Regions from separate parts of the Homo sapiens genome. Here region 2 is linked to region 1. Evidence: chromatin loops called from intact Hi-C (ENCODE). Cell type or tissue: gastrocnemius medialis. All regions are shown on one strand. Each heading gives the region's core, and the rest is flanking DNA. Links, peaks and the distances in the headings are about the cores only.

Region 1 (12,383 bases), core at 2,678-10,677:
TTGCACTAACCTAATACTAGAACTCTGGGGGCAAATAAACTCATGACTTCCCCAGTAGCCCAGAAAGATCTGAGCAGTGTGGGGTTGTGGGGAGGGGCTGAGAAGCTAGGCTGGTGAGAGAGAATGAAGCTTACTAGGGCAGCAGCACCTCACATATGCTGTCTCTTTGGCTGCAAACCTGCTCCGTTTGTTCATCTTTGCCTGCCCAGCTCTTGCTCATCCTCCCAGAGGTCACTTCTAAGAAGCCTTCCATGATTCCCCGAGATGGTGCTGGTTTTCCTGCTAAATATCTCCTGATACCCAGAGCCCACCCCACACCGTGGCACTTTTCCTGAGTAATGTAATTGCCAACTTGCTTGCCAGTTTCTCCCATTGAATTGTCGGCTCCCTGGGGACTATACTCCAAAAACACTTCTTGAATAGATGCATGAGTGTTATGGACTGTATTTTTTTTTTTTTTTTTTTTTTTGAGACAGAGTCTTGCTCAGTCACCCAGGCTAGAGTGTAGTGGTGCCATCTCGGCTCACTGCAAGCTCCGCCTCCCGGGTTCACGCCATTCTCCTGCCTCAGCCTCCCGAGTAGCTGGGACTACAGGTGCCCGCCACCACGCCCGGCTAATTTTTTCGTATTTTTAGTAGAAACGGGGTTTCACCGTGTTAGCCAGGATGGTCTCAATCTCCTGGCCTCATGATCCGCCTGCCTCGGCCTCCCAAAGTACTGGGATTACAGGCGTGAGCCACTGTGCCCGGCCTATGGACTGTATTTTTTATCACCCCAAGATTCATATATTGAAATCTTAACCCCTTTGGAATGTTTTTAAGAGGTGGGGCTTTGGGAGGTAGGTGGGTTTAGATGAGGTCATGAGGGTAGAACCCTTATGATGGTATTAGTGTCCTTTTAAGAAGAGAAAGAACCTAGATCTTTCTCTTCCTCCCTCTCTCTGCCATGTGAGGATACAACAAAAAGGCAGCTGTCTGCAAACTAGGAAGCAGGCCCTCACCAGACACCAGACCTCCCAGGGCCTTGATGTTGGACTTCCTCGCCTCCAGAACTGTGAAATATTAGGTTGGTGCAAAAGTAATTGAGTATTTTAGCATTACTTTTAAATGGCAGAAACTGCAATTACTTTTGCAACAACCTAGTAAGTGTCTGTTGTTTAAGCCCCTGAGCCTATATTCTGTTATAGTAGCCCAAACTGACTAAGATGGATGATGAATGAAAGAATGAATGACTCTGTAATGCTGGGGAATAGGGCTTGTGGTCACCAAGCTGGCCAAGGGGGCAGAGCCCTAGGGACAACATTCTCCAGGCTCCCTGACACCAAGTCTTGGGCTTTTCCTTTTGCTACCTTTGCTCTGGGGAGGCCAGACAGCCTCTTTCCCATCCTCTCTCTCTCCTTATTTCAACTGCATGACAGCATCACAGACTGAAAGAGCTGAATGCAGCCTGGTGCCAGGACTCAGTACTGATATAGGCTCACCATGTTCCCACTGGGTCCGGGACTCAGTACTGACACAGGCTCACCATGTTCCCACCGGGTCTGGGACTCAGTACTGACACAGGCTCACCATGTTCCCATCAGGTCCGGGACTCAGTACTGACCCAGGCTCACCACGTTCCCACTGGGTCCAGGCAATCGCCTTCTAAGTGTGAACAGTGCAGACAGCCAGGGCAGGACACCCCCTCACTTCCCTACCATCCAGATGGGAGCCCAGAAGGCCTGGATGGGCTTCAATACACTGGCTTCCTTCTCCTGGGAAGACACGGCCTCACATTTCCAGCCCAGGAGGAGACTTGCACCTTTATTTGCTTCCTGCATTTGAGCATGTGAAGACATGCAAAACTTTCTCCAATTGTCCTAACTTCCCTTGTGTGTTTTATCTGCAAAGCCTTTTATGTCACTAGTGCAACAAAAAATCCTAGGAAATTCCTGTTTAGTCATGCTGGGATCTCAGGCTTCATTCTCAACACTCAGTGAAAGCTTCCTTACCTGGTTGCTATTTGGAGTGTGAGTGTGAGCATGTGTGTGTGTCTGTGTGTGTGTGTTATATATTTATGCACCCATATGCATCACAGGAAAGCATAGCATTAAGGAAGCTGTACCCCGGGGTCCTAGTAATTCTGTGTCATGATAGCAATCATTATAATCATTATAATCTTAGCCACCTGCTGTTCCTGAATAAATGTGAGGATTAATGGAATGCTATTAATAATGTTCCTTGAGTCCTTAGGGAAAGCTCTTTAGCAGGCACTAATTTTAACCTCTCTCAAGTGAAAAGAAAAAAAGGATGAACTGGCAATTGGACCACATCCCAGCCTCTGCTGGCTGTGTCCTAGCCTGGGACCTTGGGCCAGTCATGTAACCCTTCTGATCCTGTCTCCTTGTCTATAAAATGGGCTCACAGGGCTTGTCTGTCCCCTTTCCTGGGGTTTAGGTGAGGATGAAACAAGATGGTATCAGTGAATGTCCTTGAAAACTGGAAAGCATGGGACATAGGAGCACACTTGGACCTACATCATCAGCCCTCAGGCTGTGTCTGCATCAGGCAGCGTGGGCATCACCTGGAAGTTCTTCTGCAGAATTCCCTGGGTCCATTCCAAACATGACTCACTTGTTTCTGCTCCATCTCCACCGGTGCTGGGCGGCATCCTTTTGGTGAATGGCATTGAACTAACAGTTGTGCATCGGGGAGAGTGGGGCTGGAGTCTCTGAAAGTTCAGAGGGAGACTTCCCATGGGATTCCAGTGCAGGCATGCCCAGGCCAGAACCCTTCTCATAACTAAACCAGGCTGAAAGTTGTCTGGTTCTTCGGAGACAGAATTGCCTTCCCTTTGGTAGACTCTTTTCCTAAAATGACCTCCAGTCCCTAGGTCAGTAGAGGTGAATGCACCCAAGAGGCAAAAATGAAGAAGCCTGGCTGAGGCATACTTGGAAAGATAAAGTGAATGACCATGAAGGTGGCTATCTCCTGCCCTGAACTCTGACTTCAGAACGCTAGGATCCTGAAGTGGTTTCCTGAGATGCAATGAAAATATCATCTGTGAGTTTCATTAGAAGTGCTTTGCCAAATACAAAAATTAGCTGGGTGTGGTGGCATGCCCCTGTAGTCCCAGCTACTTGGGAGGTTGAGGATGGAGGATTGCTTTAGCCCAGGAGGTCAAGGATGCAGTGAGCCTTGATCATACCACGGCATTCCAGCCTGGGCAACAGAATAAGACCGTGTCTCAAAAAAAAGTACTCTTTCAGGCAACAGAGCAAGACCGTGTCTCAAAAAAAGTACCCTTTCAAAACGTTCTATTACATATCAACAAAGATTAATTACAGAGTTTTCAAAGTCTAGTTAGCCTGAAAACATTCATTTCTGTTAGGAAATATTCATTGCCCTCACCATGGCCAGAGTACAAATATCACCACCTCTCACCCTCTCCAACTAGTCCTGCCTCACTAAGCTCAAAGGAGAAGAATCATTACCATCATTACCATCACCACCACCAGCACTCATTACCAACTACTGTGTCCCAGGCAATATGCCAAAGTTTTAAATGAAATTCTTTTTAATTCTTGAAATCACCCTATTATTGTTCTGATTTTACAAATGACACTCTGAGAGGTTAAGTAACTTTGCCCAGGTTGCACAGCAAATGAACAGCTGAACCAGGACTCAGCCTTAGGGTTCCAAAGCTCATTCTCTTAATCTCTTTCCTATTTTGCCTCTGTCAGTCATACCAGAACAATCCTTCAACCACATGTCCATGGAAGCCAACCAACAGATATGGGTATGCAAGCAGTACATTCTCTTTTCTTCTCACTCTGTTCCTGCTTTCTGCAAAGTTCACCCCAGGCATTTCCAGGCCCCATGCATGCAGACACTCTTTCTCACTAAAAGGTCCATGGCAACAATGCACCAGAGAAGCAGGGGATGTTTGCCTCTTCCTATCTCTAGAGCCATCCATAACTGACCAGCAGCGACAATGCAGAGCCAAATTTTAGCAGTAGAATTTCTTCAAATTAAACATTCTTGGGAGTATGAATTCTAGACTCCCATCATACTGCAGCACATTTTTTCTCAATGTCTTTGTCTCTGACCATAAGCCCAGGAGAGGAGAAACCAACCAGCCCCAGGCAAACGCACTGGGACAAAATTCCAGTCTACATGGGTCCCTGTCACCACATTTTTCTATTTCCAGAGGGTGATTTTCTCCAATTCCAGAACACATCAATACCTCCATATGTAAGCCACCAAACACCAGCTGCCGGTAGCAGAGTTTGAAAAATACCTCCTGGATTTTAAGTATCCAGAGTGGTTTGCGGCAGCACTATAGCGGCCTGACAACCACACACACAAGAGTCAAGATATATGTGAGCTTCTGGTGCAGACTATTCCTCACCCAGGCACTGGTGCTGAACAGGACTTCATCCATCCATTCAGCTGACTAGCCATGATGGAGCGTCCCAGTGAATGACGGATAGGACTGGGCCACTCGTCTCTGATCTCCTTTGGGTAGTCCAGGTGGGACTGAGCATCCTCAGGAGGCTGGTGTCTCCTGAGGGAGGATGGAGAGTTCAGGGTCCAGAATGTTGGCTGTGGGCCCTGTTGTCTAAGTGACCTTTGTTGGACTGTGCCTTCAGGTCGCTGCCTCAGGGCTCTGGGCTGCTTTAGGAACTTTGGGGGCTGTGACTCAGGACTAGCTCGACCAGGGAGCCCATGGCAACGTGACAAGCTTCTGCCTGGGCTGCTGAAAGAAGTTCTAAACAGAGGCAGATTTCTTGGTTTGGTTTTGCTTTTGCTTTTGCTTTGTTCATTTTGTTTTGTCTCCCCCTTGACTACATTATTCTTGAAACAACATTTAGTTTTTTAAATTATAAAAGTAGTATTTATTCTGTACAGACATCTGTAAAATATGGAAAGCCACTAAGAAAAAAACTGCCTGTAATTCCACCCAGAGATAACCACAATTATCTGGTTCTTTTGCTTTCAGTAATTTATTAAATGCAATACATTTGATTGTATTTTTTATAAAAGCATTAAATCATATTATGCATATATAGTTTTACCTTACTTTTTTAAAAAGCTATATATTGTAAACATTTTACAATATCAGAATGCAGGTAGGGACTTCTTGGGTAAGCAGTATGGGGTCTTTCCAGCCCAGTAATTTCTGATTTCAATCTTAGCCAGGCTAGAGAAAGAGGGCCCAAATTATTGATATTCTCGACTGAAACTTTCCTTATGGTAGCAAAGCAGACAATTCTGCCCTGGCAATTTCTCCATGAGGCCCGGCCTCTCAATCTCTGGTCAGCATATATGATTTATCTGGGCCGTCTGTTATAATGTCCAGAGATTCTGATTCTGCAGATTTGTGGACACAAAAACATGTCTAGCACGTGTAATGATTTCCAGACCACAGTCTATAAATTTCTGGTGTAGCCTTAAGGGTGGAACAAAACTTACAGAGTCCATTTAAAGGTCTCAGTTCTGCGGAGCCCCCAACACACGCATTCTCCCCACCTTAAGTCCTAGAGGCTTAGGCAATTACCTTGAGGCAGCAGTCACTGAAAGTTCAGAGGTTATGCAGCGCAGCCTCAGGATTTATGTCCACTTCAGGAGTCATTGACCCACATCAACTTCTTTTATGAGTCAGGACCAGGCAGGGATCATCAATATTGTTACAATAGGGTTGGAAGCCCACTCATTCACTGTGTGGGATGTACTGCCGAAGGCGAAAATGGAGGCCTCAGAGCCTCCTTGTTTAGCTTTTAGGTTTACTTTGCCTTATCAGATGCGAAATGGGTACAAGTCTTAAACATATTCATAATTTGAGATGTGCAATAGATATAACATTCTTTTCTCTATAACTGAATTTAATATATATTCTGGTTCCCATTCCATCAAGAATGGAAACCTAATTTTAACCAGGATGGAGATTCCCTACTGTGCCCAGTGTTGAGTCCAAGTTTTGGGGGGCCTATGAAGTAATGTTCTGGTAGATAAAAGTATGCACGTACATATGGACATAAGTTTATTATAAATTTTACTGATATAAAGTATGTGTAATACAATTTACAAATAATAACAAAATATACAATATTCTTTATTTTAAATTTCATATAACTACACAGAATGTATTTATTGGTTTTGTTGAACTCTTGTATCTGTAGCCAACCTACAGTTACAATTCAGCCGTTGTTTAACAAAATTAGACTATGTTGGCTATCTAGTTCATAGAAAAAGTCACCATGTCATTGATGAATGTGTGTGACTTAAATATGAATGTTGGTTGATGTTTTCTTTTATGTTAACAGATAAAAGTGAAACAACAAAGATAAATGTCAGATTATCACTCACTGCTCAGTGACGTGAACTATTTATTTGCTGAGTTGGATAATAGTCTTAGGATACTAAAAGACTATTTCTGTAATTTTTTGTGCTGTTTAACACAAAGTAACACCTATATACCAGGACACTTTTAGGTATAGTTTGCCCTTATTAACATTTTCTTCATCACTTTCTTCAGTCTACTCTAGAAAATCAACAAAACAGAAAATCAAGCCCTGATTTATAGCATTTGCCAGTTTCCATGGTGTAAATATTCCCACCATGACTAATTTTAAGCTACCAACACAACATCACCGCACATGAAGTTGGGAAGAGGTTTTTAGTATTTCTACCATATAGATACAGATACAAATACAGATTTACAGATATGTAAGCAACCTCAAGAACACATTTAATAGCAAAATATAATAAAATATTTAGGAAGTAATGAGCTTTGAGTATTTACTACCTGGGTTGTTAATATAAGTTATTTAATTCTGTTTGTTTAATTTTAACAATGGCTGTGTTTAACAATCAGCTCACAAAATTTCTAAAACTTCAACAATTAGCTCTTGTGAGCTAATACACTACTGGGCATATGCAATGTCAATGATTCGATTTGGAGGGCATTCTTTCTAGCTGTTGTCATCCATCCATATTGACACCACTGAGAGTCCTTGCTGCCATCTGGTGTCCAGTCATTGGTCACAGCAAATTGCTGCTGTGTCCTGACTTTTTTACACTGAGTCTTCTCTAGGTCCCTAAGTTCTCTCTTGCTTCTATGCCTCTCTAGACGAATGGGGAATACAGATTTAAAAACTCAGTAGGAGTAGGGGATTTTTTTTTCTCTAATAATATACAATGCTAAACTTCCTGCTCTACTAAATCTAATAAATAGAACTATAAGTATTTGGTTCTCTGTGCTGTTCTAACAATCTGCTTTGTTTTCTCATGCACTTGAATCACCATGTTTTAATACTGTAGCTTTATTCTATGTTTTACAATTTTATTGAATAGTCTCCTTCATAACTATTTATTTTTCAGCAATCTGACTATAATTGCACATTTATTTTTTCATATAAACTTTTTAAATCACTTGAGTTTTTTTTTTTTAGTATTCTGGTGTATTTATTACAATCTTGTTAATTTTAGGGAATGTCAACATATTTATAACAGTGAATCATCGTATTGAATAGATGATACTTTTATTTATTCAATTCTTTCTTAGAGTTCTTCTGTAGCATTTTACGTTTTTTTCTTATAGCCTGTGACTGTTTCCTATAAAATTTATTCCAAGGTATTATTTTTAATATGAACAGCTACTTCTTATTTGAAAGTGTGAAAATTATTGATTTGTATTTACTAAATTTGTGCTTTACTGAATTCTTCAAATTTTATGATTTTTTCCAGTTGGTTCTCTCATTTCCAAACTTTTATACCTTTTATTTCTTTTTCCCATCAAATTGCATTGGCTACTTCCTGTGGAATGTTAAATAACAGTAATATAGTGAACATTCATGGTTTGTTTCTGATTTCAGTGATGCTTCCAGAGTGTACCCACTAAAAATGTCAGTCTACTTGTTAAGGAAGTTTCTGTCTTTTACTATTAGTGTAACAGTTTTATTGAAATAAAATTCACATACCTTTAAATTTTTATTTATTTTCTTCAGCTTTTAAGTTTAGGGGGTAAATGTGCAGGTTTGTTACATGGGTAAATGACGTGTCACTAAGGCTTGGTATATGAATAATCCTGTCATCCAGGTAGTGAGCATAGCACGCAATAGATACTTTTTCAACCATTGTCTTCCTTCCACCCTCCCCACTCTCATAGTCCCCAATGTCTATTGGTGCCATCTTTATATGCGTGTGTACTCAATGTTTAGCTCCCTGTTGTAAGTGAGAACATGTGGTATTTGGTTTTCTGTTCCTGCATTACTTCGCTTAATATCATGGCCTCTAGCTCCATCCATGTTGCTGCAAAGGATATAATTCGATTCACTTTTATGGCTGTGTAGTATTCCATGGTGTATATGTACCACATTTTCTTTATCCAGTCCACCATTGATGGGGACCTGGGTTGATTCCATGTCTTTGCTATTGTGAGGAGTGCTGTGATGAAAATATGAGTGTGTTTATCTTTTTGGTAGAACAATGTCTTTTCCTTTGCATATATACTCCATAATGGAATTGCTGGGTCAAATGGTAGTTCTGTTTTAAATTATTTGAGAAATCTCCAAACTGCTTTCCACAGTGGCTGAACTAATTTACATTTCCACCAACAGTATATAAATGTTCCCTTTTCTTCACAACCTCATCAACATGTTATTTTTTGTCTTTTTAATAGCCATTCTGATGGGGACAAAATGGCATCTCATTGTGGTTTTGATTTGCATTTCTCTGATGATTAATGATGTTGAGGATTATTTCATATATTTGTATGTCACATGTATGTCTTCTTTTGAGAAGTGTCTGTCATGTCCTTTGCCCATTTTTAATGGGGTTATTTGGTTTTGCTTGTTGAATTAGGTTTCTTATAGATTCTGGACATTAGACTGTTGTCAGATGCATAGTTTGCAAATATTTTCTACCATTCTATAAATTGTCTGTTTAGCCTGTTAATAGTTTCTTTTGCTGTGCAGAAGCTCTTTAGTTTAATTAGGTCCTACTTGTCAATTTCTGTCTTTGTTGCAATTGCTTTTAGGGACTTAGTTATAAATTCTTTGCCAAGGCCACTGTCCAGAATGGTATATCCTAGTTTTCTTCTAAGATTTTTATAGTTTGAGGTCTTACATTTCAGTTTTTAATCCATCTTGAGTTAATTTTTATATATGGCGAAAGGTAGAGGTCCATTTTCATTCTTCTGCATATAGCTGGCTAATTATCCCAGCACAATTTATTGAATAGGGAGTCCTTTTCCCATTGCTTGTTATTGTCAACTTTATCAAAGATCAGATTATTGTAATTGTGCAGCTTTATTTTTGGGTTCTCTATCCTGTTCCATTGGTCTATGGTCTGTTTTTATACCAGTATCGTGCTGTTTTGGTTACTGTAGCTTTGTAGTATAGTTTGAAGTCAGGTAGTGTGATGCCTCCAACTTTCTTCTTTTTGCTTCATATTGCTTTGGCTATTCGCACTCTTTTTTGGTTCCATATAAATTTTAGAATAGTTTTTTTCTAATTCTGTGAACGGTAATGTTGATAGTTTGATAGGAATAGCATTGAATCTGTAGATGGCTTTGGGCAGTATGGCCATTTTGACAATATTGGGCATAGGAAGCTTTTTCATTTGCTTGTATCATCTATGATTTCTTTCAGCAGTGTTTTGTAGTTCTCCTTGTAGAGATCTTTCACTTACTTGGTTAGATGTATTCCAAAGTATTTTGTGTGTGTGTGTGTGTGTGTGTGTGTGTGTGTGTGTGTGTGTGTGTTATAAATGGGATTGAGTTCTTGATTTGACTCAGCTTGAACATTATTGGTGTATAAAATGCTACCAATTTTTGTACATTGATTTTGTATCCTAAAATTTTACTGAAGTCGTTTATCATCTCTAGGATCCTTTTGGTGGAGCCTTTAGGGTTTTCTAGGTATAGAATCATGTCATCAATGAAGGGAGATACTTGGACTACTTATTTTCCTGTTTGGATACCTTTTATTTCCTTCTCTTGCCTGATTGCTCTGGCTTGGACTTCCAATACTACGTTGAATAGGAATAGTGAGAGTGGCCATCCTTGTCGTGTTTCAGTTCTTAAGGAGAATGCTTCCAGCTTTTGCCCCTTTAGTATAATGTTGGCTGTGGGTTTGTCATAGATGGCTTTTAATATTTTGAGTTATCACATACCTTTTAAAGTGTATAATTCAATTGATTTTAGTATATTCACGGAGTTGCACAACCATTACCGCTATCTAATTTTAGAATGTTTTCAACACCCCAAAAGAAATCCCATATTTGTTAGCAACCACTCCACTCTACCCTCCCTCCAACCCTTGGCAACCCATCTTTTTTCTGTATCTGTGCATTTGCCTATTCTGGACAGTTCATGTAAATAGAATTATATAATATGTGATCTTTCGCCACTGGCTTCTTTGACTTAACATAATGTTTTCAAGGTTTATCTATGTTGTAGCATGTAGTAATAACAATATATTAATATTAAACACATTAATAGAATTAATAGTAATAACAAACTTGCCTAAATAATATATAGCTTTTATTTTTAAAAATATAATATGTATGCCCTCCCCAAGCTTGCATTTTTGACATTAAAGTTAACTTTTAAATTAAAAGTTTTTAATTGGGGAAGAAAAAATATATGTAAAATAATTATTTTTGTAAAAGTTCCAGCCACAGTTTACTTTTTAGGAATCAATGTGTTTTCAGTGTATAATTGTACATATCTCTACAAATCGGTTGTAGGTAATTGGATAAAAATATGGATTTTGTAACTGCTACCAGTCTTATATCCTTCTTTACATCTTACCCCACCTACCTGGAATTTTTTATTAGGAGTTTTCTTATGTCATCCTTGTCCATATCCCCCTTAAAATCCTTCAGTGGCACACCAAAGCCTTCATAACAAGACTCAAACTCCTTAGCAGTCTTGATAACAGGACTCAAACTCCTTATACATAGCTCTTCTATGCTATGTATAGCATAGAAGCTATGTATAGGGGCCTCTTCTGTGTAATTTCTCATCATTCTCACCCACCTGGACATCAACTACCTTGACCTTCCAGGATTGCTGAACTATTTGTAACTTTCAGGGCTGCTGAATTCTATTGCTTTTTGTCTACCTGAATGTTCTTTTCTTCTCCCTATAAATGGTCCTTTGCCAAGATAATTCCCATTCATCCTTCAAGGCCCAGCTCACTTACGACCTCCTCCATGAGACCTTCCTTGGCCAGAGTTTTCTCATTGTCTTTCCTCTGTGTTCCCACAGCTCCCTGGGCTTATTTCTATCATAGCATTTATCACACATTCCTTGTAGTTGTCTATTTTCCAGCCAACCCCCCATTAGACTGTACATCCTTTTGTGGACAGACACTGGGTATTATTTATCATTTTGTCACCAGGATCTGGCACATGAAAGAGGGCTGATAAAGTTTGATGAACGAATGAATGAATGAATAAAACTAAATCCATATACTCCAGCTTTAGGCATTTGAATAGGGACTACCTGATCACTTGCTGTGTATGCACCTGTGACCTAAGACAGAGCTATAGAAAATGCAGGCCTCACTTTCAAACTACTTAAAAGATTAAGGCACTCCTGCCCACACCCTGCCAAACAGGCTTTCTAGTCTGCGGCTGCCTTTTTTTTTTTTGACAGAGTTTTGCTCTTGTCACCCAGGCTGGAGTGCAGTGAGCGATCTCAGCTCACTACAACCTCCTTCTCCCAGGTTCAAGCAATTCTCCTGCCTCAACCTCTTGAGTAGCTGGGATTATAGGCGGCCGCCACCACGCCCAGCTAATTTTTGTATTTTTAGTAGAGATGGGGTTTCACCATGTTGGCCAGGCTGGTCTTGAACTCCTGACCTCAGTTGATCCACCTGCCTTGGCCTCCCAAAGTACTGGGATTACAGGCGTGAGCCACCACGCCTGGCCTGCAGCTGCCTTGATCCAGCCTCCTTGCTCTGACTTCTTTATCTAGCCTAATGCATATTAATTTGGGATGGCAACCTGCCGAATGTAGATCTGGAGCTAGCTGGGGGCTTCATAAGTCTCACCAAGGCCTCTGATCTCTGTTTTAGAATATTGCATTATCCCAGAGTGTCCCCACGGCCTATCCCAAGGTATCAGTTGGGGCTTCTAGTGACAGTAAATGTAGCTCCCTAGTGTCTGGGAGTGAATACCTCTGCTGAAAATCATCGTAAATATCCAGAAGCTTTTCCCATTATCCTTTCTGCTCAGGGGTCACATTCCCACATCCAAAAGAAGGACTAACTCAACAGTTCCTTCACTGCCTCACTGCACCTCGCCCCCTAACCCCACTCTCATCATTAGGTCCAGAGCTCAGTGACTAGAAAAGACAACTCCTGCCACCCTGCCACTTTACCAAACTTTCTTCTT
Region 2 (12,383 bases), core at 1,797-9,796, 72 kb before region 1:
TCAGGACATCATCCTTTTTTATAGCTGAGTAATATTCTGGTGTGTGTGTGTGTGTGTTTGTGTGTGTGTGTGCACGCGCACACACCACATTTTGTTTAATGATTCATTTGCTGATGGCCACTTGGATTGTTTCCAGCTTTTGGCTATGATGAATACTGTCATTATGGACATTCATGGGGAGCTGGGTCTTGTTCACCATTGCAGTCTTACGGCAGTAGGCCTGCAATCACTATTTATTAAATAGTTGGGTGGATGCTCAAAAAATGCCTGTAAAAAATGCCAGTGCAATAGATTTTAAGCTCCAAGTTTAAAAGGTGATGTTGCCTCTTCTCCTCTAGCCCCAAGGAAAACAGCTCACACTGTTTTGGTGCTTGACAAATGTTATTGGTGTTGACAGTGTTGATAATATAGGCAATAATAATGAAGGAGAAACCAAGAATGATGTTTCTTCTAGAATTGGTTCTGGTAGTAGCATTGCATTTCATAGAATCATAGGTGAATTTATGATCATAAAATTGGATAATTTAAAGACAAATGGCTTGTGTTTTAGATGTTCCTCAGCTCCTGCAGAAATCCAGAAAAGGTTAATCTTGTGTGGATTAGAATCCAAACAAGAATTATGATATTGGAAAAGAGCTTCACATCATCCCCACTTCTGCATAAGGGAGCATTAGAATTGCAGCACGCAGAGCAGGGCTGCTGCATGCTGGGCTCTAGAATCACCAAGATTCCAGCCTACTGAGAGATGACAGGTGACAGGCTTTCCTCTTTGGAGGAAAGGCAGCAAGCAGACCTGGAGTCAAAGAGAAGAAGCTGTGAACGGAATACTGACAGACCCTGAGGAAAGAGCCACGCGGTGGCAAATCAAAGCAAATCGCATTGTAGGAAGAAAAATCAGTCATGTAATGGCCTTTTCAGTGACACCTGAACAAATTGTTAGTAAGTATTTTCAAGGTATTCATGTGAATATAAAGTATATCCTAGTTTATGACACATTTTGAAGTATAATGAATTGCACAGTAATGTTGTTAGAGTCCTGCTCTAAAGTTGTGTGGGATGGAGAGCTTGAAACAATCAGTGATCCTACATTGATTCACTTATTCACTCATTCATCAAACACTTATAGAGTAATTACTATGTACAAGGATCTGTAGTATGGATGACTGGGTGGAGCTCATGGTCAATGGTGAGATACAATTTGGTCTTGAAGACAGAATAGAAATTTACCTGGATGGGCATGGACTGAGGAGAGGAAGGCATAGGACTGAAAATCAAACTCAGTGAAGATGGAAAGATATGACATAGGGACAAGGTTATTTTAAACTGCAGATAACGCAATTATTAATTTTAAATTATTTGTGATGCTCTATAGCTGGGCAATATTCAAAGAAAATGATTTTGGAGTAAAATATCTTACTTGTAATTTATTAAACAATGTTACCTGCCAACATTTAAAAAAGAATTGAGGTGATTTACAATAAAAATTCCTTATTCTCAACAAAAAAGAATTCTCTTTTGAGCACCTGAAGTTGGAGTGGATGTTCTTGGTAGTCCACGGCCCTCACTAGCCCCAGATATGATGACTGTCTACTGCCAACAGGACTCCTGTGACTCTGCCCCTGTGCTCTGGTGCTGGGTATCTTGCTGTGTGCTCAGATACTTGTTATTCCACTCTGTACTGGTTGGCTTCCTCCTCTTCCCTTTCTCATTTCCCCACTTATTTCCCAGTGCTTCCTGAGACCTCCTCACCAATAAGCTATTTGCATTCAAATGTTTGTCTCAGGGTCCATTTTAGGAGGAATCCAACTGCTGTAGTTTGAACTGTGTCTCACATAAAGATATGTTGGGATCCTAACCTCACCCCCTACTTGTGCATGTTACCTTATTTGGAAATAAGATCTTTGCAAATGTAACCAATCAAGTTAAGATGAGGTCATCCTGGATTAGGGGAGACCCTAATCCAATATGACTGGAGTCCATATAAGAAGAAGAGAAGAGACACAGACACACACAGGGAGAACACTGCATGAAGATGGAGGCAGAGATTGGGATGACCCATCTGCAAGACAAAGAACCCAATGAGCGCCAGACGCCACCGGAAGCTAGGAGAGATGTACAGGAAGGAATGTCCCTCAAACCTCCGGAAGGAGCCAATCCTGCTGACATCTGGATTTTGGACTTCTGGCTTTGAGAACTATGACAGAATATATTCTTGGTTTTTTTAAGCCACCCTGGGAAACTAATACACCATCCTATGACAAAAGTATTTCATTCTTCTGAATTTTCCAAGATTCTGGGGCTCCCAAGTCCCTTATAGCTGGGGTCTAAATTTTTCCTGCTGTGGCGTCAGACTATGATGGCCAGAGAGATCAGGCAGAGGGGATGGAAGAAAGAGATGAATGGACTTTTGTGGAATCTTCCTGGGTGGTTAGAGCCAAGGAAAATAACAATGTAACAAGATATTACAAAAAGAGGATTGGAAAGCCTAATGCTTCTGTAACATTTACAGATCTTTCTGCACACATCTACAAACCCTACACGCACATGTAACTGACCTTGTACATCTTTTAAATGCTAAGGTATGTTGTATGTCCCCTTTATATGGATCACGGCACTTATCAAAACCTGGCATAAGACTGACTTGCTGGAGGGCGTATAATTTTGAAACTTGCCTGTGTCAAACTATGCATTTCAAACCTCTTTGCTGTTTACATTTCTATTCCATTTTTTAAAACAAAAACAAAAAACCCCCACAGGCACAATTATTGAGATCTCTTGAAAATTATCTTTCTTTATCAAAAACAAATTCCAATTTTCAAATCTTCAAATGTTTTTATCTTCTTTTATCTGCCTTCATTGAGCAAGCTACCTCTTCACTAGCTTGCATGCCAGTCCATTTCTATAACAGATAAATCTTTTAAGTGTTTGACTTTGAATTTGGAAGATGGGGCAAAGACAGAGGAAAATAAGCACAGCCTGATAAAGACCCTGCAAACCCACTCCTGAGGCTGAGGGAGATGCTTCACATGTCTTCGGTAACTTTGAGTTTGACTCCTGGATTGTCATGCCTTAGACTAGGGTCATCAGATAGATACCCACAGCAAAACCCAGTGTGGGCCTCTGGCTGCAAGTGGCCACACCAATTTGGAAGTCTCTTTTAAGGATTTGATCCTGCCATTCTGCAGACAGGGATTGCCATGGTAACTCCCTGGGGGGCATTTTCAACTAGACAGAGACATTCCAATACTTGGAGATGGTTGGTTAAGAAAAGTCTATCTTGACAAATAGTTGGTGTTTTAATTTGGGGCAGAGTCAGAAACTCTGCCTGCAGCTCTGAGTGATCCTTTGAGCAGAAGAATGCCAGTGATCAAAGTAACCTGTGATGTGTGTAATCAGATTCCCAGTGGGGGAGAGGAGGGCCCAAAGCCCTTTCTGTGAGGACTCTTCTTAAGAAAGCAGCCCAGTCAGCTAAAGACCCTGTTAGCGCTGTTAAGAGCAGAGTTAATGATGTTGATTTTAGAAAGGGAGACCAGCATTCTCTTTCTTTTACTCACTTCCTCACTCATTCGCTGTTCCCGTCTCCCTCCTAGAATCTTCCTGTCTTTCTGAGTTCTTTTCCTCTTAGCCCACGTACCATGTTGGATTTTGGATTCATTTGAACATGGAGTTCAATCCCAGTTGTGTGACCTTGTTACCTAATCTCTCTGGGCCACAATTTTCTCATCTGCTAAAAGGAGATAATACCACTTATGGTAAAGGATACCTGAAAACAGTAAATAGATGAGATCTGTAAATTGCTTAGCATAAAAGGAGCACAGTGCTATCCAATAAACACTGGCTCCTTCCCCTCTTATAACTTTTCTTCTGTAGTCTTCGTGTAAAGAAGAATGACTATAAATTAGAGATAAACATATTATTCACCATAGTGCTGTGGGAGGTTGGCTGAAATTAAAGTGTTTGGTGGTATTACTGTTCAAATGGAGGAGAGACCCTCACAGGACAAAGGTGTGATATCCTCCAATAGAGTTAGAATGGCACGAGTAGAAATATCAATTAGTCAACAGAGTCTTCTGTGACCATTACGTGAGTCCAGACTGATGAGGGTGGGGGTAGGAGGAAGGGCAAAATTGTAACAAATAGCACAATACGAATGTACTTAATGCCAGTGAACTGTATACTTAAAAATGGTTAAGATGGTACATTTCATGTTATATGTATTTACTGCAATTTTTTTTAAAAAGATCACAAGTGGTTTCTTGAGGATTTTATACCAGATGGAATAATAATAATGTAGAATGAAATTAACATATTAAACTAAGAAATAAATCCATTTAGGTTTTTCATTAATAACAACAGCCACATGCTTCACTGCTGCTCTGCAAAGAAAAAAGTTGCTGTACATTTTGAAAAGCCAATGAGAGAATGAAAAATCATCAAATCCCACAGATTACAAATGTCTTTTCAAATCTCCTTGAACCAGGATCTTATGCACACACAACACTGATAAAGCTTCAGGCTACCTTTAAAACATCGGCATTTGGTTTTCTCTCTAAATGTCTCCATATTTTACCCCTGAAGGTAAATTAATCTCCATGGAATTGCAAAGTCATTAGACAACTGCGTGAATTGCAAAGCCATTAGACAACTGTGTTTTGCCAGAAAATATGTGAGAGCTTCTGGCTTCTCATACTACCCAGATTCCTGATTCCAGAAAACATGGCCTTCTGCTGGAGGAAGGCTACTTCTCATTTATGGGATGGGCCCTAGTGAGGCACTAGGTCCTGGGCTTCTCTTTGATAGGAAACTTTTTAAATATTACTGATTCAACCTTATTACTCATTATTGGTCTGTTCAGGTTTTCTATTTCTTCATGATTCAATCTTGGTAGGTTGTATGTGTCCAGGAATTTATTAATTTCTTCCAGGCTTTCCAATTTGTTAGCATATAGTTGTTCATACTAGTCTTTTCTGATCCTTTGTATTTCTGTGGTATCAGTTGTAATGTCTCCTTTTTCATCTCTGATTTTATTTGAGTCGTCTCTTTTTTCTTTGTTAGTCTAGCTTACAGTTTGTCTATTTTATCTTTTCAAAACGCCAATTCTTCATTTTATTGATCTCTTATAATGTTTATTTAGTCTCTACTTTGCTCATTTCTGCTCTGATCTTTATTATTTCTTTCCTTATACTAATCTTGGTTTTAATTTGTTCTTGTTTTTCTAGTTCCTTGAGGAGCAACATTAGGTTGTTTGAGATCTTTCTCCTTCTTCGACGTAAGCATCTATCGCTGTGAACTTCCCTCCTAGAACTGCTTTTGTTGTATAGGTTTAGTAAGTTGTGTTTCCATTTTCATTTGTCTTAATAAATTTTTTAATTTCCTTTTAAATTTCCTTGTTGACCCATTGGTTGTTTAGGAGCATGTTGTTTAATTTCCATGTAATTATACACTCTCCAAAGTTCCTCCTGTTATTGATTGCTAGTTTTATTCCAGTGTGGTCAGAAAAGATACTTGATATAATTCTGATTTTGATTTTTGAAAATTTGTTAAGATTTGTTTTGTGGGCTAACTTATAATCTATCCTGGAGAATGTTCTGTGTGCTGTTGAGAAGAATGTGTATTCTGAAACTATTGGATGGAATTTTCTGTAAATATCTGTTAGGTCCATTTGGTCTAGAGTCCAGTTTAATTCTGATGCTTCTTTGTTGATTTTCTGTCTGGATGATCTGTCCGTTGCTGAAAATGGGGTGTTAAAGTACACTACTACAAGTGTATTGCAGTCTATCTCGCCCTTTAGATCTGTTCAATGTTTGCTTTACATACTTAGGTGTTTCAATGTTGAATATAGATATTTTTTTCAATTGTTATATCCTCTTGCTGTATTGACCTCTTTGTTACTATAGGATGGCCTTGTCTCTTTTTACAGATTTTGGCTTGAAGTCTATTTTATCTGATATAAGTATAGCTACTGTGCCCTTTTTTGTTTCTATCTCAAAATTTTTGTCCTAAAGGAGGCTTCAAGGATGGTTGTATTAAATTACCACTTAAAACGGCAAATGCAGTAAATTATTTAATGACTTTTCCACTGCAAGGTTTGGGCTTTTGTTTTCTTCGAATTAAAAATGAAAAAAAAAAAAGCAATTTCAGCAAGACACCATTCAATGTTTTTCAAGTCTGTGGAGTTCCATTCCCAGCTTTACTGCCAGAAAAAAGCATGTCAATCATGTAACTGAAAGGAGCTGAAGGAAGACCTTTCCAGGAGAGCTCTGATTCAAGGCGTGAGGACCAGCGCCAGCAACCACCAGGTGGCTTCTGCTATTCTGGGAGTGAATGAGGCCATGTGCCAGAGGTGTGAGTCCACTCATCGGCCAAAGACAGAGGCACTAAACACTGACCCTGCGTGACACGGATGAGCCTGTTCCTGCCTGGCTCACAGGCTCCCTGTCAGGGAGAAAGAATAGTATTTCTCAACCTTCTTATATTAACACAGGACAATTGGTGCTTTATGTTCTGTATCCTTCTGAGTCCTCACACCAACCCTGTGCAGTAGGTACAACTCTGCCCCTCTCCTCCAAGTGGAAAACGGCTCAGAATGAGAAAATAACTCCCTGAAGTTAACACAGATGGTGAAACAGGGGGCCAGTAGGACTCTGGAACCCTCCCTGCTTCTGCCACACCACAAAGCTTCATTCAGCAACCTCAGAGGAGAAGCCGCAGCAGCTATTGGGAGAGGAGGTTTTTCCAGTTTAGTGGAACACATGAAAGTTGGAAAGCAGCAATAAAATATGGTGCTGCTAAACCGACCAATCAGTTAAGGCCAAGTCCTAGGGGCTTTGAGTGCTATGATGAGGCTTACTGCCTGTGTGGAGTAATTAATGGGGAGCCACTGAGGAGCTGTGAGGAAGGCAGCATCCACACCAGATCTTTAGGGCATCTCTTCCCGCAGCTATCTGAGGACAAACCAAAATGAAAGGGCTTTATGAGTGTCAGATGAGCGTGAGGGCACTAGGAAGAGACACCAAGAACACGTGGTGATGATGTAGGCTCCAGAGCGTGGACTATGTTTTCTGAACAGTGAGACTTTCTTTCTGTACACATCATCTCATGGGAGGAGGCAGCATAGTGTGCTGGTCATATGCACTACCCCGCTCTGCCTCTTTATAGCTGTGTAATTTAGGGCAAATTACTTTCCCTCTCTGTGCTTAGGTTCCTCTTCTATAAAATGGGCATCATAACATGCACCTCACAGGATTGTTCTGAAAGATATCTGAGAAAAAGTTTATTTAATATGTAGCAGAGTATTACATATTTATGAATGGCAGCCATTATATAACTATTTGAAATGGATAAAAGTACTTTGCTCTTTCAATATACCTGGGCAGGCAGGTCTGACTAGAGTCAAAACTATGAAGTAAGTAAAATTAATCTTTGATCTTCCATCTCTAATTCTCATCTCCCAAGCTTCAAAGACCAATGATTATTTTGTAACTCATTTGGTGCCAAACCTGACCCAAAGTCAGGAAGGCTAATGATAGGCTTTATTTTACTTAGTGTGAGGACACATTTTACTGCTGAAGTGTTCATGCATTTGCTAATGGGGAGTTAGGCTGCGGTGCCCAGCTGTTTCATCAAATACTAGTTTAGAAGTTGTGTGATTGACATCTAAAATCAGTTGACTTTAAGTAAAGGAGATAATGGTTAACTTGCGGGTGGACTCCTGTGTTGGTTTGCTAGGGCTACCGTAACCAAGTAACACAGACTGGGTGGCTTAAACAACAAAAATGCCTTTCTCACAGTTCTGGAGGCTGGAAGTCCGAAATCAAGATGGTGGCAGGGTTGGTTTCTCCTGAGGCCTCTCCTTGGCTTGCAGATGGCTGCTTTCTCCCTGCATCCTCACATGGCCTGTTCTCTGGTGTTTCTTCCCACTACCCCACCCTGTCACCTCATTTAACCTTCTTCACCTCTTTAAAATCCCTGTCTCTGCCGGGTGCAGTGGCTCAAGCCTGTAATCCCAGCGCTTTGGGAGGCCGAGGCAGGCAGATCGTGAGGTCAGGAGTTCAAGACCAGCCTGGCCAATATGGTGAAACCCCATCTCTACTAAAAATAGAAAAATTAGCTGGGCATGGTGGCGCACATCTGTAGTCCCAGCTACTTGGAAGGCTGAGGCAGCAGAATCGCTTGAACCCAGGAAGTAGAGGTTGCAGTGAGCTGAGACTGTGACACTGCACTCCAGCCTGGGCGACAGAGTGAGACTCTGCCAAAAAAAAAAAAAAAAAAAAGCCCTGTCTCCAAATGCAATCACTTTGGGGGTGAGGGCTTTAACACATGAATTTTGGGAAGACACATTTCAGTCCATACGAGCCTCATCCAATAAGCTGAAGGTCTTAAGAGCAAAAACAGGTTTCCTAAGGAAGGAATTCTGCCTCAAGACTGAAACATGGAAATCCTGCCTGAGTTCCCAGCCTGTCTTACAAAGTTTAGACTTACCAGCCTCCATGATCATGTGAACCTCACTCTTTTTGTTTGTTTGTTTGTTTTTTGAGATGGAGTCTTGCTCTGTTGCCCAGGCTGGAGTGCAGTGGCATGATGTTGGCTTACTGTAACCTCTGCCTCTTGGGTTCAAGCAATTCTGCCTCAGCCTCCCGAGGAGCTGGGATTACAGGCACTCACCACCACGCCCAGCTAATTTTTGTATTTTTAGTAGAGACAGGGTTTCCCCATGTTGGCCAGGCTGGTCTCAAACTCCTGACCTCGTGATCCACCTGCCTCGGCCTCCCAAAGTGCTGGGATTACAAGCGTGAGCCACCGTGCCCAGCCAGAACCTCATTCTTTAAATCAAATCTCTTTATGTCTATCATATGTATATTTTATATGTGATATATACTTTATAGATATATTTTAAATATATATGGTATATATGTAATAGAATATCTATAACTATATCGTATTAGTTGTGTAGTTGAACATATATAGTTGGATTTTCTCTAGAGAACCGTGACTGATACACTTGGTAATTATCTTAGTTTTCTCTTTAAAGAACCCTGTGAGGGAAGAAGGGGAAATGTATTACCCCTTTTTTCCAGTTGAGGAAACAGTTTCAGTATGTCAAAATGACTTGGTGACTCTCAGAGGTTACAGAGCTCGAGAGGGCAGTGCCATGCACGCCTTTCTTCTGGCCTCTCACCTGGGGCTCTGTAGGTCATGCTGCCCAGAGGCTGAGGGCACCAGATCTGGGGAGTCAGGGCATGCTCCGTGAGTGGAGCCGGGTTGAAGAGAAAGTGGTGGGAATGTCAGTGAGAGTAGCTCATTGAATATACATTTTATTCAATAGGGACTGGCCTTTTGAAAGTGAGCCCCTTTTGGTAAAATGGAAACTCATTTTATTTCATTAGATAACACATTTTATCAGTCTTTGGTGGTCAGTGCTCCTTGCCACTTGATCTTGTCCATTGGCCTTATAAATGATCTCAACTGTGACTCTGGGCTACTGATTAAGTCTGCTAAACATTGGGGATTTTTTGCCTCTAGCAATGCTAAAGAAATCAAGTGTTTTGCTGGTAAGTGACTAATCCATCTGAATATATTAATTACTACATGAACTGCTAAAGCTTTTAGAACACTCTAAGAATATTTTAAGAATACCTTGGTAAAGAAACATCTTCCCCATGACTGTTCTTTTCATGGCCAGGAGAATGTCTCACACCAGAGGAAAACCTCTGTGTTAGACACATCGAAATAAGAACTCAAAAAATTAGAATTAAGTTAAGTGATCATTAAATGTTTGATGAATGAATAAATGAATGTTCTTTCACTGTGTTAGATATGAGTTCAAATTTCTTTTCAAATAATCAATATGTCAGTATGTTTAATTCTTTTCCTTCTACTTTTAAACTTGACTTCCTCATAAAGCAACCTTTTTTGATTATCTGCTGTACCCTGACTCATTCCAATCACCTGCTCCACCCTGACTCATTCCGATTACCTGCTCCACTCCCGATTACCTGCTCCGCCCTGACTCATTCTCCATCCTGACTCATTCTCCACCCTGCATAACCATTTCTTTCCCGCCAAACCACTCACACCTGTCACTCTCTTTAAAGTAGCCAATCGGAATTAGTTTAACCTGTGCGATCTAACCTTAGCCAATAGGGGATCGACACAGCAGCAAGGGCCACGTGCGTCAGGGATAAGAACCCCTTTCCCTCCCTTGTCCAGGTGTGCACTCACCATTGCTCCATCTGTAAGGGCACACCCTTCTATAGAAGTAACTTGCCTTGCTGAGAATTAAAAAGAAAATTTTATATTCGAGTGCTATTTCTTTTGTGGCACCGAAACTTTATTTATAATAACTGGCTTCCCCTCCATCTTGGATTTTGTTTTAAATGAAGGGAAATAGTACCTTGGCTACATGTAGCCACCTTAGATCTTTCAGAGAAGTTAGACACATCGAAATAAGGACTCAAAACATTTCTCTCTTCTGATATAAGTACTAGTCGTTGTCTGTTGTTCTTGTTGACAGAACATTCCATCCAATAGCTTCAGAATACACATTCTTCTCAATAGCACATAGAACAGTCTCCAGAATAGTAATAGGTTAGACCACAAACCAAGTCTTAACAAATTTTAAAAAATAAAAATCATATCAAGTATCTTTTCTGACCACACTAGAATAAAACTAGAAATGAATAGCAAGAGGAACTTTGTATTTGTATAAGTACATGGAAATTAAGCAACCCAGTGACAAATCAGAGAGTTACAAGTGTGGATGGTGTATGTCCACAAACCCAACATGTCTCATGTATAACCAGAGAAAATCCTTCAAAGGCAGGCCAAGGAAATGAGGGAGAATGTTCATAGCAGCACTGTTTGTAAACCCCCAGTCTGGAGCACACTCCATGTTCATCACCCATAGAGTGACACAGACATCGTGGTGCAATTATGGGAAGGAACGCTGTGCCGCAGTGAAAATGAATAAACTCCAGCTGCACACATCAACAGAGATAGATCTCACAAACTACCATGAGCGGAAGAAGCAAATCTCAGAACAAGTTACATAGACCTCAAAGACAGGCCAAACAAAACTCTCTTTTTCCTGATGTATACATGGGTGGTAAAATCATAAAGAAATGCAGGGAATTATCATAAAAGTTAGGATGATGGCTGCCTCTGAGGGGATGGAGGCAAGGGAGGGAAGGAGAGTCCAGAGATGGCTTCTAAGGCACCAGCTCTGTTCTGGTTCTCAATCATAGCAGTAGGAATTCAGGTTCCTGCTTCTTTAGACTCTAAAATAGATAAATTGTATATATGCTGCTGGATGTTTATTTCACAATAAACATGAAGGTTAGGCTGGGTGCGGTGGCTCATGCCTGCAATCCCAGCACTTTGGGAGGCTGAGGCAGGAGGATCACTTAAAGTCAAGAGTTTGAGACCAGCCTGGCCAATAAGGTGAAACCCTGTCTCTACTAAAAATACAAAAATTAGCTGGGTGTTGTGGTGTGCGACTATGCTCCCAGCTACTCAGGAGGCTGAGGCACGAGAATCACTTGAACCCAGGAGTGGGAGGTTGCAGTGAGCCGAGATTGCACCACTGCACTCCAGACTGGGTGACAGAACAGGTTCTGTCTCAAAAAAAAAACAAGAAGGTTAAAAAATAAACATAAATATATAGTATGTCTTACTCTAATACACACATTCATATATCTGTGTGTATGTGGATACACTAAAACAAAAATTTCACAAAGAAATGTATCTTTATTACGAGAAGTACACTCATATTTTAATCCTATTCTATTTGTTCCCATTTTTAAATGCCAGTTGTAAACTACTAAGCTGATTTCAGAATCCACTAATGGATTACGACGTATAATTTAAGAACACTGCTTTAGACTAATGATAAATACCACTATTCCTCCTTGCTTAGCTCAGAAAGGCGATTTGAAATATTTGGTAAAGCCCAATGTAGCAAGGGCAGCCCTTATTCTCAGAAGGGATTCACCTCTTTTGATCCGACATTTGCATTTCAACAGCTGAGCTTTTCCCCTGGGAAGCTCGTCCAGTAAGTGGTTGCTGGTTATTGTATTGCAGATTCAGATGCTCTTATCATCTTTTTCAAACAGTTGAAGAAGAAGAAAAAAAAAAGACCCTATGCAACAGTTTAGGGGCTGTGTTTCTGGGGTGGAATAACAGCATTGCCAAGAGACAAAGTATATCATCAGGAAATAAGCAACAGAAACTATTTGCAGAGGCAGCAGGAGTAAGAACTATAGCAGGCACACCCAAAAGACAAGGAATGCTGAGATGAAAATGGAGCTGGGATAGCGCATCCCATGAAGAGAACTTTGTTCAGTGCTGTCCTGCTGTGGTTGGCAAAATATGTCCAAGGTATGGCT

The links. Peaks named below come from ENCODE experiments on the same cell type or tissue, not always from the same donor. Only the 100,000 strongest peaks of a DNase experiment are listed, where the experiment ranks them.
Region 2: it touches region 1 in a loop (8-fold over the local background); 23 of 110 quality-filtered maps call a loop at or near these places.

What each region holds. Positions count from the first base shown.
Region 1 is chr13:45,802,325-45,814,707 of GRCh38, reverse strand. The region is part of intron 1 of SIAH3 (siah E3 ubiquitin protein ligase family member 3); the gene reads left to right. Among named protein-coding and RNA genes, the nearest start is that of SIAH3, 43 kb to the left of the region's middle. In gastrocnemius medialis, for the core only: a CTCF peak has its summit at 7,004 (motif pointing left); no DNase peak of the experiment used is centred there.
Region 2 is chr13:45,873,795-45,886,177 of GRCh38, reverse strand. No RefSeq gene overlaps it. Among named protein-coding and RNA genes, the nearest start is that of SIAH3, 28 kb to the right of the region's middle. RefSeq lists enhancers at 2,624-3,230, 3,231-3,839, 11,550-12,178. In gastrocnemius medialis, for the core only: a CTCF peak has its summit at 6,290 (motif pointing right); a DNase peak (open chromatin) is centred at 6,347; H3K27ac peaks cover 1,260 bases.